3 separate regions of the Homo sapiens genome follow, and all the other regions are linked to region 3. Evidence: chromatin loops called from intact Hi-C (ENCODE). Cell type or tissue: endothelial cell of umbilical vein. All regions are shown on one strand. Each heading gives the region's core, and the rest is flanking DNA. Links, peaks and the distances in the headings are about the cores only.

What was found. A loop is a pair of places that touch in the nucleus more often than their neighbours do. Peaks named below come from ENCODE experiments on the same cell type or tissue, not always from the same donor. Only the 100,000 strongest peaks of a DNase experiment are listed, where the experiment ranks them.
Region 1: a loop joins it to region 3, with 4 times the contacts of the local background. A loop is called at or near these places in 39 of 110 quality-filtered maps.
Region 2: a loop joins it to region 3, with 3 times the contacts of the local background. A loop is called at or near these places in 35 of 110 quality-filtered maps.

The regions. Positions count from the first base shown.
Region 1 is chr14:73,748,029-73,758,360 of GRCh38, forward strand. The region is part of intron 1 of MIDEAS (mitotic deacetylase associated SANT domain protein); the gene reads right to left. Among named protein-coding and RNA genes, the nearest start is that of MIR4505, 5.6 kb to the right of the region's middle. RefSeq lists enhancers at 6,339-6,588, 6,889-6,958, 6,989-7,068, 8,472-8,551, 10,243-10,292 and a silencer at 8,338-8,632. In endothelial cell of umbilical vein, for the core only: a CTCF peak has its summit at 4,550 (motif pointing right); DNase peaks (open chromatin) are centred at 4,783 and 5,543; H3K27ac peaks cover 4,265 bases.
Region 2 is chr14:73,735,055-73,745,386 of GRCh38, forward strand. It overlaps MIDEAS (mitotic deacetylase associated SANT domain protein), which reads right to left. Exons shown (of 13, transcript NM_001367710.1): 2 at 3,506-5,201; 3 at 1,944-2,243. The coding sequence starts at 4,954. LOC124903345 (a long non-coding RNA gene) reads left to right here and starts at 2,212. Exons shown (of 3, transcript XR_007064264.1): 1 at 2,212-2,278; 2 at 8,840-8,954. RefSeq lists enhancers at 4,202-4,717, 5,232-5,747, 5,748-6,261, 7,255-7,424, cis regulatory regions at 7,329-7,350, 7,340 and a silencer at 8,552-8,846. In endothelial cell of umbilical vein, for the core only: no CTCF peak of the experiment used is centred there; DNase peaks (open chromatin) are centred at 6,667 and 8,727; H3K27ac peaks cover 4,112 bases.
Region 3 is chr14:73,819,991-73,830,322 of GRCh38, forward strand. It overlaps LINC02274 (long intergenic non-protein coding RNA 2274), which reads right to left and starts at 10,145. Exons shown (of 2, transcript NR_135238.1): 1 at 9,906-10,145; 2 at 2,569-3,502. In endothelial cell of umbilical vein, for the core only: CTCF peaks have their summits at 5,772 and 7,359; a DNase peak (open chromatin) is centred at 5,741.

The DNA.
Region 1 (10,332 bases), core at 1,608-6,607, 74 kb before region 3:
AGGCAGCATTTTGTTTAACCCTTACTGTTCTGTGTCTCGTTATTTACAGACCAGGAATGGTATACTCAAAAATATCTATTTAACATAAAGGAAGACAGTAATAGAAGAACAAAAGAATAAAAAAGACATAAGACATACAGAAATCAAATCACAAAATGGCAGCATAAATCCTACCTTATCCATAATTACTTTAAATGTGAATGGATTAAATATCTAAAAGGCAGAGGTTGGCAGAATGGACTTTTAAAAAAATATGCAATTATATGGCAGAACAGACTTCTTTAAAAAAGATGCAATTTCATTAAAAAAAGAAACACCCTTTACATTCAGAGATATAAATAGGTTGAAAGTAATTAGCAGGGCATGGTGACACACGCCTGCAGTCCCAGCTACTCGGGAGGCTGAGGTAGGAGAATTGCTTGAACCCAAGAGGTGGAGGTTGCAGTGAGCCCAGATTGCGCCACTGCACTCCAGCCTGGGCAACACAGTGAGACTCTGTACCAAAAAAGAAAAAAGAAAGCAAGGGATGGAAAAAGAGATACCATTGTAAACAGTCACCAAAAGACAGCTAGAATGGCTATACTAATATCAGACAAAATATGTGGTGGCAGGCACCTGTAATCGCAGCTACTCAGGAGGCTGAGACAGGAGAACTATTTGAACCTGAGAGGTGGAGGCTGCAGTGAGCCAAGATCGCGCCACTGCACTCCAGCCTGGGCAACAGAGCTAGACTCCGTCTCAAAAAAAAAAAAAAAAAAATCAGACAAAATAGACTTTAAGACAAAAACTGTTATTATAGACAAAGAATATTTTATAATGAACAAAGTGTCCGTCCCTCAGGAGGCTATACCAGTTATAGACATGCATGTACCTAACAACAGAGCCCCAAAATACATGAAGCAAAAACTGTCAGAATTGAAAGGAAAAAATGAACAACTCAAATAACAGTAGGAAACTTCAATACTCTACTTTTTTTCATGTTATTTTATACATACACATGAGAGAGAGAAAACACTCTACTTTCAACAACGAACAGTACGACTAAATAGAAGATCGACAAGGAAATAGAAGATTTAGACACTATAAACCAATTAGACCTGGAAGACCTATATAGAACACTCCACCTAACAACAGCAAAATACACACAAATACACACTCTTCTCAAGAGCACACAGATACTGCAGCTGTAGGTGAACTGTTTTTTTGTTTCTTTTTAAAAAAGAGCAGGCCCGGCACAGTGGTGCCTGTAATCCCAAAATTTTGGGAGGCCAAGGCCAGGAGGATCACTTGAGCCCAGGAGCTCAAGACCAGCCTGGGCAACAAAACGAGACCGTGTCTCTACAAAAAAAAAAAAAAAAAAAATTAGCTGCGTGTGGTGGCCACTATAGTCCCAGCTACTCAGGAAGCTGAGGCAGGAGGATTGCTCGGGCCCAGGAGGTTGAGGCTGCAGTAAGCCGTGTTCATGCCTCTGCAATCCAGCGTGCATGAAAGACCAAGATCCAGTCTCAGAAAAAATAAAAAATACATACTTTTTTATATATTATATAATATAATATATATATAAAATATATATATGTATATTTATAGCACAAGGAACACTCTCTACAATAGATCATCATTAGGCCATAAGACAAGTCTCAACAAATTTAAAGGGACTGAAATCACTCAAAGTATGTTCTCCAATCAAAACGGGTTGAAATTGGAAATCAATAACCGAAGGAAATTTGGGAAACTTACAGGAAACGAAGGTTAAAAGTAACTTGCCAAGTTCTCTCAGCTCAGAAAGGCCCCTCCCTCCTCAGCCCATGTTCTCCACACCTTCGGTGTCACAGTCCTAGGCAGCCGCAGAGCTCAGACTTGCAAAGGCCTGGGTATCCCCTCTCCCAGACACACATTGAACCTGACCCCAAGCTTGATCCCGACATCAAAACAACTAGGGGATGGAGAGGCCTTTGGGATTGCAACAGCTTGTCAGGCAGCCCTGCTTTTCCCTAGGAAAAATGGCCACAGGCAAATATTTCCACTTCCATGGCCAATCTACAAAATATCCAAAAGACAGATCCTTCCCAAAAGAAGGGAGCTAACGAGTACTTCGCTGGGCTGGGTCCTCTACAAATTCGAATCCATGCTTATAAACCTCCTATGGAGGAGTCTTATGTCCTCATTCTCCAGAGGGAAGTTGAGGCTCTGCTGTTACAGAGCCAGAAGCAAGATTCAAATCTTTATCTTGTGTCTTCCAAGTCCTTGCTCTTTCCACCACCCTCCCAGAAAAATCTGAAATCTACACCGGTGGGCCTCAGAAGGAATGCTACACTTGAGAACTTCACAAAGCCAGCTCCGGAGCTGCTGCTCTTCCCTGGGGGCATTTCCAAGCACAGCATGGTCTATTAACACTCCTCTTAAGAAATTATCCTAGCCCCAGTCAGCCAGAAACAGTTTCCCCTCCAGACTGGGGGTATCTGTAAAAGCCCCTGGAAGCCAAGAGAGCCCAAAGGGTGTTGAGGTATGGGGGACTGCAGAGGTGAGCTGGAGGCTGCAGGCTCAGCACCATCTCACTCTGGAATAAAAGCCTCCATGCCACATGGAGAAAGGTGGCTTGGGCCTCTCTTCAGAGCCAACTGGCAAAGCAGGGCCCAGCTGGGAAAGCTGAACAGATTCCAAATATCAAGGGATGTCAATGTTTACCTACTCCAATTCCTCGTTCCACAGAGCAGTCCAGAGAAGGAAATAAACTCGTCCGAGGACACACAGCCAGGAGCAAAATCAAGGACTCCAATAACAATGCTTCATGCCTCCATTTAGGCAGGCCCCACCACTTGGCAAGACACTGGGCAAAGCATGGAGCCAAGGTTTATCCCAACATCACACAAACAAGGCTTCATCAATACCTCCAAAATTTCCATTGAAGGTGCTACTATGTGCCAGGCATGGTGCTAAGCACACTACACACATTATCCTGTGTAATCATCTCACAGAAAGGTAGATATTATCATTATTATTTTTGTAGAGATGGAGTCTCACTTTGTTGCTCAGGCTGGTCTTGAACTCCTTGCCTCAAGGGATCCTCCCAACTCAACCTCCCAAAGTGCTGAGATTACAGGCGTGAGCCACCACACCAGGCCATCAAGGTAGGTATTATTACTCCTCCTTTCTAAACAAGAAATCTGAGAAGACCTTAGGTCAAATCACTTGCCTAAGGTCACAGCAGTATAGAGGCAAAGCCAGGACTGGCACCTAGGCCTGCCTGTTCTGCAAACTTCCTCCCCCAAGAGTTTCAGACTTGGAGGTCACACCAGGCTGCCTGGGATAGACAGCAGCAGCCTCTGGGTTGCTCACGTCTGCTCCCTGGAGAGCAGCTTCAGCCCCTGAAAACCACCATGATGTTCTGAGATGTGGCTGGTCGGGTAAAGTGGGTGGGAGAGGCCGGGCAGGTGAGTGGCTTTGAAGGTGAAGAGGCTACAGGTGATTACCTCCAGTGGGCCAACCTGTGGAGGGCTCGGCATCTTTGCCTAAGAGGAAGTCACACCCCTTCCACACCCTCCAACCCCACAACTGAGGTTAGCCAACAGCTCTTTAAAAATAAAGCCAGGCCGGATGCAGCGGCTCCCGTTTGTAATCCCAACACTTTGGGAGGCCAAAGCAGCTGGACCACCTGAGGTCAGGAGTTTATGAGACCAGCCTGACCAACATGGAGAAACTCTGTCTCTACTAAAAATACAAAATTATCCAGGCATCGTGGCGCACACCTGTAATCCCAGCTACTCGGGAGGCTGAGGCAGAAGAATCGCTTGAACCCAGGAGGCAGAGGTTGCAGTGAGCCAAGATCGTACCACTGCACTCCAGCCTGGGCGACAAGAGCAAAACTCTGTCTCAAAAAAATAAATAAAGTCTTGGCTCTCCCCTGCTTGTCAGATAACTCAAGTCCCCATGGAGTCTAGGCTCCTGTCCCTTCTCCTGGCACCCTGAGCTCTGGGTCAAATCAGGTCTCTGCTTGGGTTCCCCCACTCAGGACACTGAGCATTAGCCCCCAGCCACAGCCACCCATATCTCCACATGGTGCTCTCAGAGTGTTGCTTCTCCCAATAACTTAACTTCCTAAATAAAATATATTCATCGCACATCCCGAGTAGAGGAGACAGAGGTGCCCACTCACTCCAAAGATCATTTGTCCAAACCTCAATTTCATGGCTCATAGAACCAAGACCTCAAAGGTAAAATGACCTGCCTAAGGACACATGGCTGACTACCTGAGCAGAGCTATAGTGACGGCCTCCCAGGTAGATGTTCTCACACTTAGCACCCCTAGACCTGGCATTGCCAGGTCCTTGACATTCGTCTGGGGGAGGTAAAGCAGGGGGTGTAGCATGTGTGTCAAGCCTACCAAGTCTTCATCAACCCAGGCTCTCCTGACTGGTCAGGGCTGGAAAGGGCCAAGACCCACCTGGTGCTTGGGGGTTGGATGGGTCGGTGTCTGGCAGTGTAGTGTGAGAGTAAAGAACGGGGGCAATATGGCTCCCTAGTACATGCTAGCGACCAGGAAGCAAAAAAATTTGCCACCAGCAGAGGGAGGGGAGTCTCAGTGTGGCTGCCTGGGGCCTCCTAGAAGGGCTGCAAACTGGGCACAGACAGACGCCCATTTGACTCCAGAGCCATCACATCAGCCTCACGCCCTTCCTCAGGCCCTGGTCAAGATGCAAGACTTTTGCCAAAGGCTCACACATTCTTTGCATTTCTCCAGTCTCTGAGCAGCTGCTGCAGGGCCTTTTCTCCTATGTTGATTTATTCTTTATTGTTCCTGAAATACACCCAGAGGCCTTTGGCACAGCATGCGGGCACAGCAGAGCATCCAGCCCAAGCCCCAAGTACACACCAACCAGACTCTCTGGGACCTGGGCCAAGCCAGCTGGAATGATGGGCCCCAGGTCAGACCCAGCAGCCAAGAAGGGAGACCAAAGATTCCACCTAGCCCCAGCCTTTGATTCCCCAGAGCTGTTCTCAGTACCTCAGAGGCTGGGATACCTTTAAGGGGGAGGACACACTTGGGAGGTCCCCAGGAAGCCCACACTAAGCTGAAACCAAGCCTTTCCCCTCTTCCTGTGCATGTGCCTGGCCGAGCAGTCCCCAGGCCCACAGCTGAGTCCTCCACAGAAGGGCCTCAGGGCTCAAGGCTGGGCTCCTGGCTGCCCTGTGAAGCATCTGGAGAGGGAGGCAGCAGGGAGGTCTTCCCCACCCTTCCCAGCCCAAGATATCTCCCCTACCAGCCAGTCTAATGGTGCCTGAATTCCTACTATCAGCACTTCATACCAAGGATCAAAGCATTGTTCCTTGTGCACATGAAAATAGCCGGAGGAAGTGTGGGAGCTGCAGGGTAAAAGTAGTCAGGGGCAATGTGTGCTGGCTTCTCCAATCACCAGCCTCTGTGAGCCTGGGGTTCCCTATTGGTGAATGGGCACAACAGTTTCATCTCAGTTATTGTGGGATTCAATGAGGTAATACATAGATGAAGCGCCGCCTGGCACAGGGTACGCACTCAATAAATGTGTTTCCTGTCTCCCTTGCTGGGTAGGGGTGGCTCAGACATCGTTATCAGTCTTTAACACCTTGGAGGAAATGAATAGTCCAACTCTTCCAGTTCCACAGCTGGCTGAGAGCAAGGCTGGCCAGGCAAGGGCGGGACAGGGAGACTCAAAGTCCTAGCAACAGTGTGGGGCTCTGCAGGCACGCAGAGCTTCCGGCCTACAGACCCAGGAGAGAGAGGTCTGGCCAGAAAGTCCAGAGGGCACCCAGCACAGGCCTCCTTTAAACTCAGCTATGCCAGCAGGGCCTGCCTACAGGGATACAGGGGGATGAGGGTATTTCCCAGATAATACCGGCAGAGCTTCCAGGCCCAAAGGATGAGCCGCCACCTCCTGGATTCACTCTAAGAAGAGCAATAAAGGGGAAGGTGCGATGGCCAGAGGGAGGCTGAGGAAGGGCTGCAGGAAGTAGAAGGGACTCCAGTGTGGCAGAGACACAGGGCCTACAGAAAGCAAGCAAGCCTGCCCAGAGGCCACCACAGTAAATGTCCCACAAGTGGAAGTGCCCGCCTGGTTATTTTTGGCGCCTCTTCTGCCCAAAGCCAGTAAGGAAAGGCAGCTGCTAGCAACACAGAAGGGCTGTTTACACTCAAGTGTGCAAGCACTGCAACAGGGACAGAAAGCACAACTAGCAGCCACCATGCAGATGGGCCTCTGCCCCGTTTTTCCCCTCCCAACTGTCCCCCGTTGTGTGCTGCACAGCTGACACAGTGTGGGTACTTCTGCTTTCACTCAGATCCAGCCTCCCAACCACAGGACTCACTCACGCACATGCAAACAAATAAATAACTATGGAGCCAGCTGAGGACTGAGCCACACCCAGGAGCCAAGACAGTATTCCTTTGGATTCTTCCTGCGCTCAAGCTGCCCTCCCAGCTTCCAAACTGGGAGAAGCAGCCACCAGGCGCAGGACACAGGAGCAGTCCCTTTCCACCCTCCCAAAGTGAAAGTGGAGACAGTCTTTACAACCTCAAGCATCTCACCACCTCTCGGCTTCCCCATTTGAAAATGAAGGATTCGGACTAGATGTCCCAAATGGTTTCCCAGCTCTGGAATTAGGACTATGACCCAAGACCAGCTGGGGCCTCAGACAGAGGAAGGCCAGGAGGGGAGGAGGATCTGTGCCAGGAACTGCCAGCTCACATGCCGTCTCGGGGTTGCAAGTTATCACTTAAGCCCATTTCTGAGCTATGGGGGCCTTACCTACTAAAGAAATGGCAAGTTCTGGCAACGGTAAGTTGGATAGGGTCCTCTGTCTGCCCAACTACTGGGAAAAGCAGGGAATCAAAATCTCTCACCATTTTCCTTCTTGTCTGGATTCCAATTCCCCAGAGAAGCTGAGCGGCTTTAGAGAGAAGCCCCTTCTGGCCAGCTACAAGCCTACTGTAGCTCACTCTCTCCATCCAAGCTTTAACTGGGATAAACCTTGCCCTGTGCTTTCCCCACTCTCCTTCCTTCCCAGGACTCCTGAAGGAAGAAGCACTGCCTGGAAAAAATGCTCTCACCACGAAAGCTCCCTGCGGCTGGGAGAAAGGCAGAGGGAACAGGGAGCACCTTCCCTGGCTGGCCACAGCACGAGGCTGTGTTCCAGGAAGAGCAACAGCAAGGGCGGCTGCCAGGGAAGCCTCAGCCCCAAGCCCCGGCTCTTCCCCACCAGCTCTTCCCCACCAGCCGAGAATGACAGCCAGCAACTGCAGCCCTCAGGGAGACCCCCAGCCCCACCCCAGCACAACTCCGGCTCTCCTCTGACAGTGGCAACTTTCTTCTTATATAATTCTTGGTGTTTCCTTCACCGTTGCACATAATTTTAATGGGTAAAAGAGCCAAAGCAGTCTTTAAGGAAAAACTCCCACCCTTGGCTCTACCCAAACCTCCTGCGAGGTCACACTGCGAGGCTTCAGGTGAAGCAAACAGGGGACTTTTTTTCCTTGGCTGAGAAAGCAGCCTTCCTCCTGCCCACCCACGTGAGCAGCTCAGCCTGGGGCCTGGGCGGGTAGGTTCCTGAGAGCACAATCTGATCTCTGGGAAGCTGGGCCCTCAACCCTCGGCTGCAGGGCCACAGTCCCTCTCAAAGGCACACAGACACTGGGTCTGGGCCACATGTCTAGGGTGGAGTGGATCAAGCTGTTGTTCCCAGGGCACAATAAACTTCATTTATACAAGCTTCAGTGGCCTGGTAGATTGCTTTCCTACTATAAACAGGACACCCTTCATTTTCTCTTCCTTGATAGGAGTCAAAGGCAAACACACTGGATCCAGTGGGAACTGGTGAAATGAGAGTTGCCATCTGTTGAATACCTAGTATGTGTCATTCACTCTGCATGCATAATCCTGTCTAATCTTCACAGCCTATGAAGTACTAGTATCATCCACATTTTACAGGTGAGGCAACTGAGGCCCAAGAAGTTAAGCAATGCCCAAAGCCACACAGCAAGAGGAGATGCTGGGGTATGAACTCAGGTCTGCCCAGGCCTCATTCCCACGCACCCATCAGACTTCCTTCAGTCACTGCCCAAGTGACTGTCCACACACCATCCAGGAACGGCGTTCTGAGTGTGGAAGCAGAAGTCGGTGTGGATGAATTTTGCTGGAGGCCTCCAGAATCTGAACTGATGCTCCAACTATTATTGCTCCCAAGTGTGTGACTGCGAGAGCCCATGTCAGTGTGTGTGTGTGTGTGTGTGTGTGTGTGCGCGCGCGCGTGCGCGCTGAGGTGGAGGGAGGGTGATCTGGATTCCAAATTGCAGTTTCCAACATTAAAGTTATGCTGTAATGCTTCTGATTCATAAAATGAGCTCATAGTCTCACAGTATCCTGAATGTTGCTTCGAATGCAAATGCAGGTCCCTTAGTAAGAATTGGGGATTTCAGCCTACTCCACCCTAGCCCCGGCCCAGCATGCAATTTTTCAGTCCCAGAGTCAAGAGTTCTCATGTGCAGAAAGAAGCAATTCCTCCAACAGAATGCGGCCACTGGCTCTGCTTCCTGCCACCTGCAGTGAGTCAGGGAAGAATGGAGCCCCAGGCTGCTTCTGTACTGATGCATGCACGCCTGCACACACACAGGAAGGGTGCCAATCTGGGCTGACCAAAGGAAGTGCCCAGGCTAGCAGATCCCTAGGGAGATGGCTCCACAACTCTTTCACCCTGAGGTCCCCTTAGGGTCAGGATGACCGACACATGCACTCCACAAGGCCAGCTACAGGGCAGTGCCAGGAAACTGGGTTCACCAGCCCCAGAATCACCCACGGTGGACTGACATTTTTGAAACCAGTGATGCAATCTGAGGAGGTTCCAGGAGCAGGGACTCACTGGGCCCAACACATGACAAGTACACATTTTTTTTGATGGAGATCTTTCACTAATTTGTTCAACTAACATGCACTAAGACCAGGTGAGGTAGTTCAAGACTGTAATCCCAGCACTTTGGGAGGCCAAAGTGGGTGGATTTCTTGAGCCCAAGAGTTCAAGACCAGCCTGGGCAACATGGCAAAACCCCATATCTACAAAAATAGAAAAATTAGCCAGGTGTGGTGATGTGTACCCGTAGTCCCAGCTACTTGGGAGGCTGAGGTGGGAAGATTGCTTGAGCCCAGGAGGCTGAGATTGCAGCGACCTGAGATCGCACTACTGCACTCCAGCCTGGGCGACAGAGAAAGACCCTATCTCTAACAACCAAAAAAAAAAAAAAACACTAAACACTTACTAGATGCCAAGCAGCATTGTGGGACCCATTCAAGCAGAGGCTACCAAATACTGAAATGTGCTTTAAGCATTTTACGTATACTAACTCACAGAATCCTCACAGCAACTCTATGAAGGAGATACTGTATAGGAACTCTAACTCAGAGTCTTTGTTTTTGACCACCACACTGCAGTATGTACACAAATAACTACATAAGGTGGAAATGAGTGTTCAGAAGATGGCTACAGCCTTCAGAAGTGGCATTTGAAACAGGATTAGAAGGATAAGCTGGAAACCCCCAGCCACTTTGTGGCTGTCCCCACCCCAGCATGAGCAAAGTTTTCTTCTGGGAGACCCAAATGCAAGAGAGGGGCTCTCAACCTGAAGATTCCTGGACTGGGCCCATTCCCCTTCCCCTCTTCTGTCAGAGGTCTTGGCACCCCTGGGCAGCCTTTCTCTGGGGACTCTAGACACAGGAGGCCCTCAGCTGAATCCACAACTGCATGTTGTCTTTTCTTGTGTTCCACTTATTGAAAGCAGCAGCACACAGGGTCAAACACTGGGGCTATTTTAAAATCCCACATGTAAAAATTAAATTCTCATCCCCATGGGCACTCCAGGGCGCTCTTTCCTGGGGCGGGGTGAGGAGCTGACAGAGTCACGGGAGTGGGGGTTCTGCTGGCACTTGGAGAGGCCACACTGGCAGTGGCTAGGCTGTTCCAGAGCAAGCTGGCAAGCTGTATGACCTGGGGGCATCCTCCAGGTTCTTCACCCCCTTGTCCCCCCGGGAGCTACACGGACCAGAGTAACCAGCCAGAGGCCAATCCAATTAGAGTGGAGACTGGACCAGGGCCATGCAACGAGATGGTTTATCACAGTAATTGAATGTTTACGCTCCTATTATTCACTGTCCAGAGCAGTTGGAAAAGGAAGACCTACGAATTCTCAACCCGGGAAGGCTTCTCCTTTTCCCTGGGTTCTGAAGCCACTTAACACCCAAGGAAAGGGTGCATTTCTCTGATCCAAAAGGGGCGTGTGCCACACCTTTGGTGGGAGGCTCTAGAGCAAGACAG
Region 2 (10,332 bases), core at 3,854-8,853, 85 kb before region 3:
GAATTCAAAGAAACATAAAGTAGAATGGTGGTTACCAAGGGTTAGGGGATGGGGCGGGGACTGGGGAGATGCTGGTCAAACGAAATATAATTTCAGTTAGGAAAAAAGAATAAGTTCAGGAAATCTATTGTATAACATGATGACTATCATTAGTAACAGTGTATTATACACTTCAAAATAGCTAAAAGAGCAGATTTTAAATGTTCTCACCACAAAAAAATAAGATTTGAGGTAATGGGTATGTTAATTAGCTTGATTATATCAAAGCATCATGTTGTATGCCATAAATATGTATTCTTTTTATGTTAATTTTATTTTATTCTATTTTTGTACAAATGGGGTTTCGCCATGTTGGTCAGGCTGGTCTTGAACTGCTGGCCTCAAGTGATCCACCTGCCTTGGCTTCCCAAAGTGCTGGGATTACAGATGTGAGCCACTGTGCCCAGACTTTATGTTAATTTTTAAATAAATAGAAAGATATAAACTGTATCAATTCTCTAAAAGACTGGATAATAACAAATCCCAATGTATGCCACTTGAAAGATACACCTTAAGTAGAAGGATACAGAAAAGATAACAGTAAATGATGGGAGAAGATGCACCCTGCAGATTCTAACCAAAAGCAAGCAAGATATCAGACAAACCTGACTTTAAAAGACAAAAAGGGTGGATGATGAGAAATTACTTAATAGGTACAATGTGCATTATTTGGGGAATAGATATGGATACCCTGATAGCCCTGACTTCACCACTACACCATCTATGCGTGTTACAAAATCACACTTGTATCTCATAACTTTACTCATGTAAAGTAAGAATTGGCCGGGTGCGGTGGCCCACCTCTGCAATCCTAACACTTTGGGAGGCCAAGGCGGGCAGGTCACTTGAGGTCAGGAGTTCAAGACTAACCTGGCCAACATGGTGAAACCCCGCCTCTACTAAAAATACGAAAATTAGCCAGGCTTCGTGATGCATGCCTGTAATCCCAGCTACTAAGGAGGCTGAGGCAGGAGAATCTCTTGAACCCAGGAGGTTGCAGTGAGCTGAGATCTCGCCATTGCACTCCAGCCTGGAGGACAAGAGCGAAACTCTATCTCAAAAAAATAAAATAAAATAAATAAGAATAAAATGAGAATAAAAGGCAAAAAGAATATTTAAGATAAAAAGAAACTTCATAAAGTATCTAACCTAGTTCTAAATGAGCACCTAATAACATTGCATCAAAATGTATAAAACAAATGATGACAGAACCTAAAGAAAAAGTAGGCAAAACCTCAATCTTAGAAGGAGATGTCGGCCAGGCGCGGTGGCTCACACCTGTAATCCCAAAACTCTAGGAGGCTGAGGTGGGCGGATCACGAGGTCAGGAGATCGAGACCATCCTGGCTAACATGGTGAAACCCCATCTCTACTAAAAATACAAAAAATTAGCTGGGCGCGGTGGTGGGCGCCTATAGTCCCAGCTACTCGGGAGGCTGAGGCAGGAGAATGGTGTGAACCCAGGAGGCGGAGGTTGCAGTGAGCCGAGATTGCGCCACTACACTCCAGCCTGGGTGACAGAGCAAGACTCTGCCTCAGAAAAAAAAAAAAAGATGTCAAGATCTCAGTAGTGACAGTACAAGCAAACACCTCTCATTCCCAGCACCCAGCACGGGCCAAATCAGAATTTGCTGATCTGGAAAAAGAGATGTACACAACCTAGAATTCAATTCTAGGCAGTTTCAATTTCAAGTATAAAACTGTCTCATCCCCCATTAGGAGGGGGACATCTCCAAATGCCCCTTCTGGACGTCTGTCCAGAAGTTTGGTTTGGAAAATAAAAATAGTATCTCCACAGGTTCCCTGATACCTTCCTACATTGCCATGTTCTCCTTTCCCCATAGGGTCCTGGGCCCCCTGAGCACTCACGCGCTGGAGGTGTTTAGAAGGGGCGCCTCTCATACCTGAGCTTGAGCATCTGTCCCGGGGATTCGGGTGGACCGCCTGCGGGTGACGATGACTGATGGCTTGTGCTCAGCAGGGTTCTGTTCAGGACCCTTCCCGTCCTCATCAAGACCTCCAGCCTGGGCTGCCTCAGTTGGGTCCACAGTTCGCACAGGCACAGACACTGGGATGATGAGGGGTACCATCCCACTGTCTTCTCGTGCTCGCTTGGTGGCTAAGGAAGGCTCAGAAAACTCCACCCCACACTTGGTAGTTGAGGCCAATACACTTTTCCGCTTCTCTTCAGAACCACTGCCATCCTGGACAAGATGGGAACAGAAGTGCAATTTAAAAGGTAAGTCATAGCCAGGCGCAGTGGCTCACGCCTATAATTCCTGCACTTTGGGAGGACAAGATTAAAGGATCACTTGACGCCACAAGTTCAAGACCAGCCTGGGCAACATAGTGACACCTCGTCTCTACAGAAAATAAAACAAAATTAGCTGGGCATGGTGGCAAACTCCTGTGGTCCCAGCTACTTGGGAGGCAGAGGTGGGAGGATTGCCTGAGCCCAGGAAGTTAAGGCTGCGGTGAGCCGAGATCGAACCACTGCACTCCAGCCTGGGTGACAGAGTGAGACCCTGTCTCAATAATAAATAAATAAACAAATAAAAGATAAATTCTGATTTGATCTAGGACCCTCATTCCCATTTAGTCACGGGACTCAAACACCCACAGTGGCTCCCAGTGGTCTCACAACTTGACCTTTTTCCCTGACTACCTTTTCTCCGACCACTTTTTTTTTTTTTTTTTTTTTTTGGAGACAGGGGGTCTCACTCTGTCACCCAGGTTGTAGTGCAGTGGCACAATCTTGGTTCACTGCAACCTCTGCCTCCCAGGTTCTAATGATTCTCCCACCTCAGCCTCCCCAGTAGCTGGGATTACAGGCGTGCAGTACCACACCTGGCTAATTTTTGTGTTTTTTGGTAGAGATAGGGTTTTGCTGTGTTGGCCAGGCTGGTCTCCCAACTCCTGACCTCAAGTGATCCACCCACCTTGGCCTCCCAAAGTGCTGGGATTATAGGCATAAGCCACTGCGCCTAGCCTCACACTGTTCTCTTCTATAGAAAGTGCTTCTGGCTGGACACGGTGGCTCACGCCTGTAATCCTAGCACTTTGGGGGGCTGAGGCAGGCAGATCACGAGGTCAGGAGTTCGAGACCAGCCTGACCAACATGGTAAAACCCTGTCTCTACTAAAAATACAAAAATTAGCCAGGCATGGTGGCAGGCGCCTGTAATCCCAGCTACTCGGGGAGGCTGAGGCTGGAGAATCACTTGAACCCGGTGATCTGTATCTATCTGTATCTGAAATAGTATCTAATTATTCAAAAAATATTTCTGCAAAAGAAAGTAAGCAAGAACCCTGTGGCAAGGTGAAGGGTGGTCTTTGTACTGTTTTCCCACAGGCAGCTGGCTAGGGCAAAGTCTGGCTTTCCCTAGGCAAGAAGCAAATCCTGCAGCCGCCCACCTATCAGCCTGATGCCCTCTGCCAGGTGTGGCTCCACTGCATGCCACTCTCACCTTTGCATTCTGCAGTGAGGCCAGCTCCACAGCCTTCTGGGCCAGGGTCAGCAAATTGGCCTCCTGGGATGCCCGGCGCCTCCGTCGCGTGCTCTGGATCACTCCGCCCCGTAGCACCTGCCCACAGTCCCCTGTGCTCACTGCCCTCATGCCCTCCTCGCTGCCCATGGCAGGAGCCTCTCGCTCCCGGCCATTGGGTGCTAGTCTCTCCCCATCAGGCAGTAGCTGCGACTCCCTCAGCTCCAGCGGGAATCCCAGAGCTTCAGGATGGGGCTGCCCCAGGGAGCCAGGTGGCGGCTGCTGCAGGGGCCAGTGATGTAGGAACAGGTTGCCAGTGGCCTCCTGCCCAGGCTGGGTGCCAGCCCCATCCAGGGCGCTGGGAGGCAGGATACCCTCCTTAGAGAGGCGGCGGGAGCGGCGGGGGAAGGGGATCTGGACCTGAGGTAGCGCTGGCTGCGGGGCTGAGTCCTGCAGAAGGGCCTTGCGCAGTTCTGGGTTCATATCTGGGTTGGGGGGGAAGGGGTAGGGTGCCATGCTGTGGTGAGCCAGGTGGGACTGTCCCAGTGGCCCAGCTGGCTGCAGGCCAAAGTCCTGGGGTTGCTGCGAGGGTTGCTGCGGCATGGAATAGAAGTTCTCAAAGAGCGGCATCTGGGGTAGGGCTGCCTGCTGCTGCTGCTGCTGCTGCTGTGGTTGCTGCTGCTGCTGCTGCTTCTGTGGAGGGAAGGCAGCCACCGGGTTTGGGGGCGGTGGGCCCTGCCGGAAGACCTGCCGGTTCACCTGGTGGCCGAATGCCAGCTGGAAGGGTTGCAGGGGCAGTGACTGGTTTGGGGGTTTCTTGGCTGCGTGGAAAGAATTCAGGGGTGCCTGGGGCCGCCCTACCTCCAGCTGCACCTTCTGTGGCATCATTGGTCGCACATAGCGGTCCAGCTGTGGGCCCCCCGCTTTCTCCCGCTTCAGTGCCTCAGGGTGGTTATAGTAAGTCGGGACTCCCACTCCAGGATGCGGGCTCCCCTTGGTTGCACTGTAGAGGGACAGACTGTGGCAGTTCCATGTTGAATGGGGTGGAGGCTGGCCTGGCTGCTGCTGCCAGCTGCTGTCACTGACACCCCCACCTCCTCCACGCTCCGGGCCCCGCCCTGGAGCCATCACAGAGTTGGGCCACTTTACTGAGGCCACCTGCTGGGACAGCATGGCTGCTGAGGTCCGCTCAGGCCCATATACCACAGAGTTCAGCAGGGCCAGGCTGCTAGGAGGGGGCAGTTCCACAGGCTGAGAGGTGGAGACTGCCCCTCCTGGACCCTCGTGCCCGAGGTACTGCTCCTCCTTCACTCTGATGGACTGCTGGGGGGGCTGCAGGGGAGGGGGCTGCTCCTTGGGAGCTGGTTCCTGGCCCCCGAAGAGGCAACGCTTCCGCTTGTTCTGAGCCTTGGGCTGGGCCTGGAGGTTCATGATGTGGCCAACTGAGCCCTGGCGGTGAGATCCCCTTCAACAGTCGCCCATCCCCTGGGGAAACGTCCTGCTGGAAGCCGGGCTCTAGTCCAGGAGCCAGGGAGGGCAGAGCAGGGGCAGAGGAAGACGCTGGACAGTGAGGTCGGACACTGGGAGAAAGAACTGCTGGCTCTTCCTTTCTCTTCCAGAGAGGCTCTGGGGCTCAGCTACTCTTCCCAGTTCATGATGCTCCACAGGGTTCTGGCACCTGCAGAGGGAAGAGCAGTGACAGTGTCAGCCACAGCCTCCCAGGATGCCCCGAACATCAGCACAAGTGTAAGAAAAGGGGCTCCAAGGGCCTTCGGTCCCACCACCTCATATCACAGGGACAGGCCCCAAGTCACAGAGCAGCATTGGTGAGGCAGGAGCCAGGACTTTTGGGGAGCTGCCAGGAGGGCAGGAGAATCAGCTGCATCTCCCAGGGCACTGTGACTCTCTTGTCCCACCACCTCACCCTCCTGGTTCCGCTCCAGGACTGCCTGCATCTGTCTGTGTTATTTGTGCACTGCATAGGCACATTCTAAGGCACAGGTGGAGCTGACATCCAGCCCAAGCCCCTCCAGCCCAGCTGAGAAAGAGGCAGCAAAAGCCACACTGGCTCCCCTCTCCTCTTACCCAGGCCCTAGCCCCCTGGGCAGCCAGGCCTAGTCCTCCTGGCACACATCTGTCTATGCAGGAGCCTCCCACCAGACCCAGAAGGATCTTTGTCCAGCCAGTGCCTCCTCTGACACTCCAAGCACATCTCAGGCTCGGGAAGTGGAGAGGACAGGGTCATTCCCGACGTGGCCACTCCTCCTGTGCAGCCCCAGAGTCAGGAGCTCCAACAGACCCTTGTAGAGTCAGGGGCCCAGGGTCAGGCTCACCAAGGCCTGCAGGTAAGGCCCCAGAAGGGTGTGTGCAGTCCTAGCCCCACCCCTGGGAAGAGCTGCTGGGTGGGGCTGTGGCTGCCAGAGTCTTTCCCAAACTAGCACAGAACCTGTTTTGCAACCCTGGCAGGGTGGAGGCAGGATCCAGGCCAAGAGCTGGTCAGCAGCTGACCCCGCCCCTGCCTGACCCCTGCCCCTTCCACTGCCGAAGAGCCCCTGGCAAATAGTGTAACTCAGATCGTAGAGGGTGCAGATTGCTAGAACTCAGTTCCAGAAGGTTTCTCCACGATAATGTCATGACTTAAGTACACAGTTTTTCCATTTTTGTTTCGTAACTTGATTTTTTAAAGCAGTCGCTACAGAACAGAATCTAGACCTGTATTTTATAGCATAGCTGCTTGCATGTATTTTTCAAGACTTTTCTTTCCCTCAGAGTGATGTTTGGGTTTTGTTTTTTTCCTGGGAAGTTGGTGGGGGTGGGAGCTACATAGCCCACCTCTTTCCCCAGTAAGATTCTGGTCCCTAGGAAGAGGGGAAAACAGCTCGGGCGGCTCTGAAGAGGAAATCTCAGGCCCTAGATGCTACAGGTCATTGTTAGCAACCCCAGCCGCTCCCAGGAAACCAGCCAGCAGCAGCGGAGGGCAGGGCTGGGCGGGCACAGGGTCCCGACTATACCCAGTTTGCAGTTCGGCCCACCCCCAGCACCAGGAATGCCCCTCCCAGGCTATCGCTCCTCTGCAGGCTTCCGCAGCTCCCCAGCCCCTGTGCTCCTGGAGCCTGCCTGCCTCCTGCCCGCCTGCGTGACTCACTGAGGGCCCCCTCCCTATCTTTCACTTTCACCCAGCACCCAGAAGGGGAGTAATTTCCTCCTCCATTTCCTTCCTCAGCTCCTGGGCCTTGAAGAGAGTAAGAGACCCTCCTCGTGTGCAGCCTTTGTCTTTTCATATATGAAGCTGGAGGGAGGGAGAGGCACAGAGACTAGGAGGGCATCCAAGTCACCCTCACCCCCAGCAAGAGGGGAGTGGGGGGATTTGGACAAGAAGTGCAGAGCTGCGGGCTGCAGAAACAACCTTTCTCTTGCTTTTAAACCCGCATTCCCTGACAGCCAACCTAATTCAGAGCAGGAACCCAAAAGCTAAACCCTGCACTGAAAATCACCCTGGGCACCCCCATGAAGCTGCAGGGTGGGACTGTCTGGCTCCGCCTCTCCGAGGGAACATCAAGCCCACAGAACTAGAAGTGCGTGTCTGCAGAAGCAAGACAGAGAAAGGAAGAATGTGCGCCAGCCTGGCAAGCCCACGTGCCTCCAGGGGGCTGCGAGCCCCTCCAGTGGGCGCTCACACACACTCACGCCTCCCTTCATCACAGCCCTGTCTCCTTGTGAGCCACAGCACGGGCTTGAGGCCTGGAGCAAGGGAAGGTCCACGTGGCGGGTGGGCCTGGATGCACGTGCCAGTGTGAACCTGATGGAGGGGTGCGCCCCCTCCATGGGGATGGCTGCTCAGAAGGAGATGAGGCGGGGCCTGCGGCTCCAGGACAAGCCTGCTTCTGCCCAGGGCAGGGGCCAGAGGCCAGATGCAGGTCTTACAGGGGCTTACCCACAGCTGTATGGTCAGCCCTGGAGGAGCTGAGCTCAGCTGGGAAGCCTCCCACTCCCACCCTGCACATCAAGGAGGGCCATCATTCAGGATACCACAGCAGCCTCTGAAGCTCAGACAGGGACTTGCTTTGAAGAAATCAGGGGGCCTGGTTTGGGGAAGGCTGAATCACCCCAGAAACTTCTTGCTGCAGAGGCCTCCCTGTCACCCTCACCGAAGAGCTAAGGGTGCCAGGGGCACAGACAGTCAGGCCTGGGACCCTCAGAGAAGAAAGGTCATCGGCTGGGGGTGGGGAGAAGAGTGGAAGATACTGGCAGCCTGGGAGGAAGGGTGAAGAGGCACACCTAGGCAGCAGGGCACTAAGTAGTCATAGGAGTAATGATGATGGTGATGGTGCACCCGTGCCAGGCAGATCCTACGTGCTTTATATCCTTTAAATTCCCACCATGGCCTTATAAGGCAGGAGTTGCGATTTTAACCTCTATTTACAGGTTAGCTAGATGAGGCTCAGAGGAGCTAAGTAAGTTGCCTACGGTCACACAGTCATTATGTTGCAGAGCCAAGACTGGAACCCAGATCTGTCTGACTCTAAGATCAAGCTCTTCTTCCTTATCCCCAAGATATGCCACTAAGACCCCAGACCCCTCTTCATACACCTCCCTTCCACAGCACACTCTACACCACCTCCAAGCAAGGATTTTCTAGACACAGATATCAGATATCCCTTCTCATTGGCACTGGGAAGCCCCTTACCCCTGCCTGAACCTTTGGCAGGTACTCTCTCCCATTCTCCCCAAATACAGCTGAGACCCTTGGCCTTCCAGGAAGGGAGAGCAGGAAAAGGTCTCACCACAGAGGGGTCAGCAGATGTGTGAGGTCTACCTGCAGGGAGGCCTGAAACACTTCCTCCTGCACTGGCCACTCTAGCCCCCGATCTAGGCCTGGACTCTCCAGCTCCTGCAACCCCACCCCGGGCTCAGTTGCTGCTGGTGGTGCCTCCAGCTCTCAGACCCCATGGGCTTCTCCCAGCCTGCAACTCGGGGTCAGGACTGCGCCACTTCCTCTCATTTCTTCTACCCCACCCCCGCTGCCCTGTCCCTCAGATGGAAATCAAACTGCCCTTCCTCACAGTGAGGAAGAGGAAGGACGACACCTCCAAAGGCTGCTGACCTGTGGGCCTAGTCCCTGAGATTGCAGGGAAGAGGATGTCATGAGGAACTCCTGCCAGCAGCTCAGCCCTGGGACCAGCTGCAGGGCCTCTGACAACGGATGCAGGAACACTGCAAAAGGAAACCCACAGTCACCACGGGGCCCCAGACACGGCAACCCGCCCTGTCAGTCTGTTTGACTGTCACGCTCTATTCACTTTTCCCTTCCTCCAGGCTCCTCTCTGCAGCAACCAATCCTTGACCAGACCCACAGGTACCCCTGGGCCAAAGACAAGGCAACAATCAAGACCAAGGCCTGGGACCTAGCAGGCTTTCAGGAAGTTCTATGGTGAGTAGCACTTACTCTCTATAGAAGAAAGCAGTGTGCACCAGGAAAAAAAAATAAAAAACAGTGCTGACCCCACATATATGTTTTGCAGACACATGAGGGGAAGGTGCTGGAAAGGCCTTTGGGTGTTCAATGCTGATGGTGACACCAGCTCTCCTGGGATGTCAGCTCAAACACACACTGCTCCCCAAATGCCATCGGCAGCCCAGCTGCACACCCAACACTGGCTGGCTGACCCCAGGAGAAGCCAGAGAGCCATCACCACAGGGCAAGGGGCCAGACTGTGGCCACTGTGGGACCAGGGCCACTCACCAGTCTGCTTGGGGCAATCAGTGTGTCCATTTGAGAAAAAAGACTATTGTGAGTCAAGGCCACACAGACCAGGGAGGAGATGCCAAGTTGATCTCAGCAGCTGCGGGGGCTCAGCTCTGACCTGGGGATAACAGCTGACCCGAGGGCCCCCTGCCCTTGGAGGCTAATGCTCCAAGCTCCCACTCTTATAGCCTGGGCAGGCCCCACAAGCTCAGCACTAGGAAGAGGGGAGTCAAAGATCATGGGTCTGTCACCCAAGGGCAAGACAGGCCCAAACTGAGTCTCCAGGCGAGTCAGTTCTCTGAGCTGTCTTAGGACAAAGTCTAAACTCCCTGCCCTGTCCACAAGTCCCTGCAGACCTTGGCTCCTGCCACCTCTCTCGACAGTCTGTGCTTGAGCCAGGGCCTCCAACGTGTTCTTCTCGCTTTGCTTCCAGGTCTTTGGCCAGGCTGTACCCCTTCCTAGGACACCTTCTCACTCTTTTCATCAGGCCAGGTCCTATTAATCCTTCAGGTTGCAGACACTGCTTCCACTGGGAAACCTGACCCCAGAGCTGAGACAGGAGCTGAACTACAAGCCCCTATAACACACTGTATATGGCACACTAAATCCCAGGTGCCTGCTTTGTCATCCCCAGCAGACAGCAGGCTCCACGGGGCAGGGTTGGCAGACCGTTGTACCTTGGCACTTGGTTTGTATCTGCCTGTCAGGATGCTCATTCAAGACTGCGCCCAAGGTGAGTCAGAGCCACACCTGGGCAGAGGCGACACAGCCCGCATTCCTGCCCTGGGCTCCTGCCTGCTCCTGACTTCTGGGCTCTCTGGTGCACATGAGAGCTCCTCAAGATGCTGGGATGAAGTGAAAAGGCCCAGCCCGGGATCCCACCCTACCCCTGGCCCCAGGCCCTCTACACCTATGTGGAACACAAGTCCTTCTCCCTGCTGGCCCACAAGCCACCTGCCCTTGACTGTCACCTGCTGCCCCACAACACATGCAGGCCAACTGGAAAAGTGCCAGCTCCACTGTTGCCCTCCACCCCACTTTTCTAGGCTTCTACCCCCACCTA
Region 3 (10,332 bases), core at 3,515-8,514:
TGCTTAGTCACTGCGTTCCACCTGAATCTGATGACCCTTTTCTGTACTCTGGTACCTACTTTCATCATAGCACCTGTCGTACTATAGAGTAACTTACCATCTGTCATTTTTATCAGGCTGCGAGTCTTGGCTCTTACTTTACTTTTTTTTTTTTTTTTTTTTTTTTGAGATGGAGTCTCATTCTGTCACCCAGGCTGGAATGTGATGGCAGGTTCTCGGCTCACTGCAACCTCTGTCTCCTGGGTTCAAGCGATTCTCCTGCCTCAACCTCTGGAGTAGCTGGGACCACAGGCACGTGCTGCCATGCCCGGCTAATTTTTATATTTTTAGTAGAGATGGGGTTTCACCATGTTGGCCAGGCTAGTCTCGAACTCTTGACCTCAAGGGATCCGCCCTCCTTGGCCTCCCATATTGCTGGGATTACAGGCGTGAGCCACCACTCCTGGCCTTACTTTCCTTTTTATTGCTTCAGTCTAGCACCACAGTAGGCACGAAAGCTTACTGAATCAAATGAATGTCATATCACGAATCACTTTGGAGATAGTCGATGACTACTTACACAAGTCAGTCTCCTTAAAAGCTACACAATTTCTGCTTAGTGCCCTTAATAGCTCTCTGTCTGCTCACACCTTGTTCCAGGCAACCTATAGAATTGGCTGTGCTCTTTAATTCAGGAAATACCTTGGCTCCCACCTTCCTGCCCATCCTTCTTGCTCAATTCCAGTTGCCTCAGTTTCCCTGGGTTGCCACCTACCAGGAGTTTTCCCAGTGAACAGTGACGATGGGTGTTGGTTCCATTTCTGCCCGTGGGTGCCTCCTCCTGACTGCCCTCACTCCTACCTTGGCAGCTGGTGCATGAGCCAGGCCTGGTCACCCCACCCAAGTCACTACTCAGCACTCCGGGCTCCTGCTCAGCTGAGAGATGGGATCAGACAGTCTGTGACCTCCCTTTATTTTTTTATTTATTGAAGTCCTCCTAATTTATGTATTTATTTTGACACCTTTATTGAGATATGGTTCAAATATCCATAAAATCTCCCTTTTTAAAGTGTGCAATATAGTAGCTTTAGTGTATGCACAGAGCTGTGCAACCGTCAGCATTTCCTAACTCCAGAGCATTTTCATCGCCCCCCAGGAGAAACCCCATATCCATTAGCAGTCACTCTCCATTCCTACTTCCCCTTAGGCCTTGGCTACCACTAATCTACTTTCCATCTTTGTGGATTTGCCTATTCTAGATATTTTATATGAATGGAATAATACAATATGTATGGTTTTATGTATGGTTTCTTTTATATATGGTTTCTTTCTGTTTGAGACAGGGTCTTCTATGTATGGTTTCTTTCTTTCTTTTTGAGACAGGGTCTCTCGCTCTGTCGCCTAGGCTGCCTAGGCTGGAGTAGAGTGGTACAAACACAACTCACTGCAGCCTCAACCTCCCAGGCTCAAGCGATCCTCCCACCTCAGCCTCCTGAGTAGTTGGCACTACAGGCACACATCACCACGCTCAGCCAGATTTTAAATTTTTAATAGAGATGGGGTCTCACCATGTTGTCCAGGCTGGTCTTGAACTCCGGGGCTTAAACGATCCACCCACCTCAGCTTCCCAAAGTGCCAGGATTATAGGCATGAGCCACCACATCCAGCCTGGGTTCTTTCACTTAGCCACTTAGCATAAAGTTTTCTTTCTTTCTTTCTTTCTTTCTTTCTTTTTTTTTTTTTTTTTTTTTTGAGACAGAGTCTCGCTCTGTCGCCCAGGCTGGAGTGCAGTGGCGCGATCTCCGGCTCACTGCAAGCTCTGCCTCCCGGGTTCACACCATTCTCCTGCCTCAGCCTCCCAAGTAGCTGGGACTACAGGTGCCCGCCACTACGCCCAGCTAATTTTTTGTATTTTTAGTAGAGAGGGGGTTTCACCGTGTTAGCCAGGATGGTCTCGATCTCCTGAACTCGTGATCTGCCCGCCTCGGCCTCCCAAAGTGCTGGGATTACAGGCGTGAGCCACCGCGCCTGGCCCTTCCTTCCTTCCTTCCTTCCTTCTCTTTCTTTCTTTCTCTCTCTCTTTCTTTCTTTCTTTTTTCTTTTCTTTTTTTTTGAGACAGAGTCCCTGTCATCCAGGCTGGAGTGCAGCGGTGCCATCACAGCTCACTGAAGCTTCAAACTCCTGTGCTTAACCGATTTTCCCATCTGGGATTCCAGAGCTCTGGGATTGCGGGGATGAGCCACTGCACCCAGCTAGCTTACTGTTTTCTCTCTCTCTCTTTTTTTTTTTTTCTTTTTATTTTTGAGACAGGGTCTCACTCTGTCGCCCAGGCTGGAGTGCAGTGGTGTGATCTCAGCTCACTGTAACCTCTGCCTCCCAGGCTCAAGCGATCCTCCCACCTCAGCCTCCTGAGTAACTGGGGCTACAGGCACACACCACCACACCCAGCTAACTTTTGTATTTTTTTGACAGAGACGGGGTTTCACCATGTTGCCCAGGCTGGCATAATGTTTTCAAGGTTCATCTGTGTTGTAGCCTGTATCAGTACTTCATTGCTTTTTATGGTTTAATGAATAAATAAAACATAAGTTCATACCACGTTTATTTACCCACTCATCAGCTGAGGAACATTTATTTGGGCTGTTTCCACTTTTTGGCCATAATGAATAATGTTGCTATAAACATTCATGTACAAGCTTTTGTTGGAAAATATGTTTTTAACTCTCTTCGAATGGGATTGCTAGGTCACAAGGTAACTTTTTGTTTTAACTCTGAAGAACTGCCAGATTGTTTTCCAAAAATTGTGTACCATTTTACATTCTCATCAACAATGTGTAAGGGTTTGATTTCTCCAAATCTTTGACAAAATTTAGTATTATCTATCTTATAGCCATTCTAGTGGGCATAAAATGGTATCTATTGTGGTTTTGACTGGCATTTCCCTGATGGCTAATGATACTGAGTATCTTTTCATGTGTTTATTGAACATTTGTAGGTCTATCCCTTTGTCCACTTTCAAAATTGAGTTATTTGTTTTTTTATTGTTGAGTTGTGAGAGTTTTTATATTCTGGCTACAATTCTCTTAAGATATATGATTTGCAAATATTTTCTTCCATTCTGTGGGTTGTCTTTTTACTTTCTTGATGGTATTCTTTGGAACGCAAAAGTTTTACTTTGATGAAGTCCAATTTATCTATTTTTTAATTTTGTCGCTTGTGCTTTTGATGAGATATCTGAGAAACTGTTGCCTAATCCAAGGTTTTGTTGATTTACTGCTATATTTTCTTCTAAGAGTTTTATAGTTTTTAGCTCTTAACATTCATTCATTATCCCTTCCCTTCATCTTTAGTTTATCATCTCCTAAGGGTAAATGCAGTTTACAGCAGATTTGTTTGGTGTAATCTTCTCTATATCATCTGTTGCTGTCTTTATCCTGGGATGAGCCATCTCCTTAATAAAGCTGTTCATATTTAGTTCTGTGAAACAGACATTCATAACTTCAACAACCTTTGCCTTCCATCCTGTCAAAAAACAAACACATATGTAATAAAATATGCTTTCCAACTTCCAGTCAGCTTTGTCTGCCCTACCACAGACAAAGACTGGAGTTCCTCCAGGCATTGACAGCTTTGGAGGTGGTTTGAAGGTTGGTGGTTTAAAGCAGGACCATCTCCTGTGACCTAAATCCTGAGGAAGAAAGAATACAACTGCAGAACTCTTCAGAGGGGCCCTTGCTGCTTGGCAAGCTGTCACCCCACCACAAACCTGACCACCCAGGGCCCTTTCTGCATCTGTGGCCCATTGTTCCTGGGGTTTTGATTATTCAGTTGAGCCATTGTCTGCCAAGATGTTTGGGTTTGGAAATTTTTCATTATGCCTTTGAGAAAATAATATCACACTTTCTCTCTGAATTCTGTATTCATTGATCTTTGTAAGTTGGGGGCAAAATTAGTTTTTGTTTCCTTGGGCATTGGATATGTATGGTAGTTGATCCCCTCCAAATGGTGTATTTGTTCTCGTATTTGTTGGCAAATCTTTAACTTTTTATTTATCTGAATCCCTTCCAAAACAAGAAACAATTCACTTTAAAAAAAAAAATCAGACTTCTTTTTTTTTTTTTTTTTTGAGACGGTGTCTCACTCTGTCGCCCAAACTGAAAAGCAGTGGCATGATCACAGCTCAGTGCAGCCTTGACCTCAGCCTCCTGAGTAGCTGGGACTACAGGTGCGTGCCACCATGCCTGGCTAATTTTTTTGTATTTTGTATTTGTTTTTAGAGACAGGGTTTTGCCATGTTGCTCGAACTCCTGGGCTCAAGGGATATGCCCGCCTTGGCCTCCCAAAGTGCTGGGATTACACGTGTGAGTCACTGTGCCCAGCCCAAACTATTTTTTATCTGGTTAAGTTTTCTAGGCACTCCTGGAAGAACAGGGCCAGAAAGAAAGACAGTTTAAATCTGACATGTCTTTGCATATGAAGCCATTGCTTTATTCTTTTTTGAATCAAACCTCCCCAAACAATGTAGTTAGCAAGAGCTACATTTATACATTTCTATAATGAGATAATCACTTCCCCTAAGGGAGAAGCAGCTAAAATCTGGCAATCCAAAGACTTCATTTTCTAGTCAGTCACTCCACACAATACATAGACAGCTCGATCACTTTTCCAAGGGAGATTTTTGAAGCTGATGTGCATCTATTTTCTGTTATCTAATAAATTGAAATCACATTCATTATTCAAAGAGTCGTGACTGTGTGGCCGGGCGCGGTGGCTCATGCCTGCAGTCGCAGCACTTTGGGAGGCCAAGGCAGGCAGACCACTTGAGGTCAGGAGTTTGAGACCAGCCTGGCCAACATGGTGAAACCTCATCTCTACTAAAAATACAAAAATTATCTGGGTGTGGTGGCTGGCGCCTGTAGTCCCAGATACTAGGGAGGCTGAGGCACGAGACTTGCTTGAACCTGGGGGCGGATGTTGCAGTGAGCCAAGATCGTGCCACTGCACTCCAGCCTGGGCAACAGAGAGTGAGACTCTGTCTCAAAAAAAAAAAAAAAAAAAAAAAAAAGCCACTGTGTGAGGGAACCTACAAAAGACCACAAAGCACTTGGCTGTCAAAACTCCACAGCCATTCAGAAGTGTGGATCCAGGGAAGCACTTGGTCCCTTCACTGTTGATTTGTTCACAGAAATGCCAGGCCCTCTGGTCAGAATAGCATTACCAGATCTAAAGCCCAAACAGTGGCATGGGTCTTGGCCTTGGCCCATCTCAGTGAGTGTTAGGATGCTTTAATGGAAATAACTAGGTTAATAACATGTATGTAAATTTTATTTACCATTGAGCCCTTAAAAGATACCAGTGAGGTGTTATTGATCCAGTTGAAATGAAGCAGCTATAAAATGATATGTATAGTATGAATAAATCTTTTAGTAAAGTGTTTGTGTACAAAAAGAAATACATTAAAATGTTTTATCCAGGTAATAAAAATGTGTTTTTCTCATTTTATACTTTTCCAAAAAAGTTTTTATAGTAAGTATATTTTTACTTTTATAATCATAAAGAAAGAAAGTAGGGTAATTCTATTTTGAAAAAAAAATTAGGTCGTTACTTTTAACTCAATTGCATGTTCAGAATTTTGAAAATATGCAGCCAAGAGCACATATTTGAATCGCTGCTCTGCAGAAAAACTTAATAATCAGCCTTAATGGCTATGAAGCAGGCGGGGCCCAGCCCTAAATTCCAGGTCACAGGGCAGTTTGCCAGGGCAGCCGGCTAACATAGGTGCTTCTGCCCCCCCATGGGCAGCTCTGGAAAGTGCAGGCTCTGGCCTGAGCGTTTCTCCAGGGATAGGACCCTGGAGAGATGAGTGTTTCAGAACCCAGAGACATTTGGAAAAACTGGCCTCACTGCTCAAAACTGTTCTGGAAGATCTTAAAATGGAGCAACTAATCATGTAGCAATCCTTTCATACTCCCTACACTCGTATTCAACATATATAGTTATTTTAATTTGCACACTTCGTTCTAGACACTGATGTATGTGTAGAATGTACAGATCAAATTATAAATTTCTTTTTGTGTCTCCCTGCCATTAAAAAAAACACAAAACTGTGGATACATAGTAGGTATTTCCCTGCCATTTTTATAGTACAAATTATATTGTATTGTACTAATTATATTGTATTGTACTAATTGTATTGTACTTTTATTCTTTTTAATTTTATTTTATTTGAGAGAGAGATTCACTCTGTCACCCAGGCTGGAGCACAGTGGCACGATGACAGCTCACTGCAGCTTCGACCTCCTGGGCTCAAGTGATTCTCCTGCCTGTGCCTCCCGAGTAGCTGGAACCATAGGCATGTGCCACCATGCCCAGCTAATTTTTGTATTTTTAAAATCTCCCTATGTTGCCCAGACTTTTGTTATTCTTTTATTTTTATTTTATTTTATTTTAGATGGAATCTTGCTCTGTCACCTAGGCTGGAATGCAGTAGCGTGATCTCAGCTCACTGCAACCTCTGCCCTCCCCACCCCGGGTTCGAGCAATTGTCCTGTCTCAGCTTCCTGGGTAGCTGGGATTACAGGCGTGCACACCATGCTCAGCTAAGTTTTGTATTTTTAGTAGAGACAGGGTTTTGCCATGTTGGTCAGGCTGGTCTTGAACCCCTGACCTCAGGTGATCTACCTGTCTTGGGCTCCCAAAGTGCTGGGATTATAGGCGTGAGCCACTGTGCCTGGTCACTTTTTTTATTCTTTGACTTGCTTCTTCCTCTATAGATATACCCTGGCAGGGTCAGGACCAGAGTGAGGCAAGCAGAACCCTCTGTGACCCTGAGAATGGCCTCCTAGCACTCTGTGCCCCTTCTCGGTACATGCAGGTCCACCTCATTCTTGTTACTCCTGCATAGTATTTTATGGTAGAAATGGAACACCACTAACCATTTCATTTTCAATTTCTAGTTGTTACTAAAATGCTGTGTTGACACCCTAATAGATGTCTTTTTTTTTTGAGATGGAGTCTCGCTCTGTCGTCCAGGCTGGAGTGTAGTGGCATGATCTCAGCTCACTGCAACCTCCACCTCCCGGGTTCAAGCAATTCTCCTGCCCCAGCCTCCTGAGTAGCTGGGATTACAGGCGCACGCCACACACCTGGCTAATTTTTTATATTTTTGGTAGAGACAGAGTTTCACCATGTTGACCAGGCTGATCTCAAATTCCTGAGCTCAAGTGATCCTCCCGCCTTGGCCTCCTAAAGTGCTGGGATTACAGGCGTGAGCCACTGCACCCAGCCAGATGTCTTTTTATGCATGTAGTAGTTATAATTTTTACTTTAGCATGTATACATTTTATTTTACTTTTTTTAAATGGAGAGTGGGTCTTGCTCCCTCACCAGGCTGGAGTGCAGTGGTGCAATCATGGCTCACTGCAGCCTTGACTTCCCCAGCTCAAGCAATCCTCCCACCTCAGCCTCCGAATAGGTGGGACTACAGGTTTACACCACGACACCTGGCTAATTTTTTAATTTTTTTTACTGAAGATTAGGTCTCAATAAATCGCCCAGGCTGGTCTTGAACTCCTGAGCTCAAGCGATCCTCTCGCCTCAGCCTCCCAAAGTGCTGGGATTACTGGCGTGAGCAGCTGCGCCCAGCTGTATTTAGCATTTTATACCTTGTTTGAGGCCTTCCGTACTTGGAGGTTATAATACTATCTCCCTGTACTTTTTTTCTTTCATTTTGGACCTCAGTCGAGTTAATCTGCTCCTCAGCTCCTCAGCTCACATTCCTCATGGTCAGCATTGGTCTGTGTGAGACATATCTTTGTCTGTTTATTCCCTTTTATCCCATTTCCCATTCCCATCCCCCCAATACACCATACACAACACAGTAATGCATTTGATAGGTTTTATAGCATTTGCATGTTTCCTTATAAAATATGTGGCCGGGCGTGGTGGCTCTCGGGCCAGGCACGGTGGCCGTTGTAATCCCAGCACTTTGGGAGGTAAAGGAGGCCAGATCATGAGGTCAAGAGATCGAGATGATCCTGGCCAACAGGGTGAAACCCCATCTCTACTAAAAATACAAAACTTAGCTGGGTGTGGTGGCGCGTGCCTGTAGTCCCAGCTACTCGGGAGGCTGAGGCGGGAGAATCACTTGAATCCAGGAGGTGAAGGTTGCAGTGAGCCAAGATCATGCCACTGCACTCCAGCCTGGGCGAGAGAGCGAGACTCCATCTCAAAAATATATACATATACATATACATATACATATACATATACATATACATATACATATACATGCATATATATGCATATACATATACATATACATGCATATATATGCATATAAATAAATAAATAAAATTTTTTTTATATATATGTATTTAGGTAAATGATATTGTGCCACAGGCCTTATTCTGACTGTCTTCTCTCAGCACTGTTTTACAGCCCTTCCACATAGCCATGGTACCCTCAGTTTCTTGATTCTAACTGCTACCCTCATCCCTTCCCCCAGCATCGAGCCCCTGGAGCTTTCAACTCCCCTTACCACAAACAACCCTGTAATGAACAACCTCATATATGGTCCTTTGTGAGAATTTCTGAGGACTATTTTCCCAGGATTGCTTACATTTTCTTCTAATACTCCTGCAGTTTGTTTTTTCTTCTATTCATATGCCTGCCCACGTTTGGTTTATCTGAGCACATCTAGCTTATACAATGATTTTGACTCTATTCTTTTTTTTTTTCCCTCTTTCTCTAGTCACACCTGCTGGAACAGGATCTATTAGTTCTTGAAATTTTCCATTGGCAAAATCACTCCTAATTTCCACTTAGACCATGTTTCTTCAACATTCTATTATATTTATTTTTAGTTTATTATTAATTATTTTTTTGAGACAGTGTCTTGCTCTGTCTTCCAGGCTGGAGTGCAGAGGCATGATGGTGGCTTACTGCAGTCTCACCCTCCTAGGCTCAAGCGATCCTCCCACCTCAGCCTCCCAAGTAGCTGGGACTACAGGCCTGCACCACCACACCTGGCTAATTTTTCTATTTTTTTATAGAGATGAGGTTTCGCCATGTTGCCCAGGCTGGTCTTGAACTCCTGGACTCAAGTGATCCATCCGCCTTGGCCTCACAAAGTGCTGGGATTACAGGCGTGAGCCCCCACATCAAGACTACATTCTATTTAAGTTAGTTTTTGTTTCAGTTTTTGGAATCTCAGCTTCAGATTTGTGTTAGTAATAAAACAACTTAGGTTTGGTGCCTCCTAAAGCAGACCCTGAGACAAGAACTTGGGTGACAATAGTTTACTTGGGAAGATATCCAAGGAAGACGGGGAGGGAGAGAGGAGAGTGATACAGGAAGGACGGAAAGCCAATGAAAGATACATTACTGAGCTGGGTTGTCACTGTGGACAATTGGCTCAATCTCCCTGCACACTTTTGAAGAACCATATAGAAACCACCCAAAATTGTCCTGCTGAAGTGTGAGAGGTTGGGACATTTATCCAGCAACCTTCATCTTCCATTGGCACTCTCCCACTCCCCTACTACCCAGCTCCCGCCCCTTTCTTCTGTGGCTGTATCTGCAAGTTGGACTGAGCAAGCTTCCAAGCTGAGGAGAAAATTCTGAAGCAGAAAAGCTGAGAGACTCCACTGGTGCTTGAGACGTGAAGCCATCAGCATGCATAGGAGCTGTTAGCCACAGCTGCATCACAAGCCACAGGCCTCAGTTCCAGTTGATCTACAGCAATCCTGTGGGCATGCACACCTTTGCTGTTGTCTGACCTACTTCTTGCCCTGCACCTTCCTATTCATGTATTGACTACACCTGACCTCTCTATCCTGACACAGTGAGACCCACTCAAACCGCTTCTTGGGCCTGATCTAGGTGAGCAGCCCCTCTGCCTCTCTGGCCCAGCCTCTCCACTTACCCGCTCTGGCAGGCCTTCAGCAGCCTGCCCTTGGAAATTTTGCACTTTTCCTTTTGCCAGTAGATATGTGGCTCTCATTTCTTTCCTTCTTTTCCTCTTCTCTCCCATTTACACTTTGATCTTGTCAGACTCTCCAATGGCATTATCAAGCCCTACTCAGATCATTGGCTTACCCTGACACAGAGAAAGTGCTCACACTCAGCATCAAATAACACAAATAAGAAGGATGCCCAATACTATTTGAGCACTTACTAAACGGAAAGCGCTGTGTGAAATGTGATTCAGTCATTATTTTATTTTCACAACAGCCTGATGAGGTCAGTACTCTCATTATGTCGATTTCTCAGAAGAGGAACTGCGGCTGGGAGAACGTGACTCATCTAGCTGATGGAGCTGAGGTTCAAGTGCAGGTATCTGGCCTTGAGGA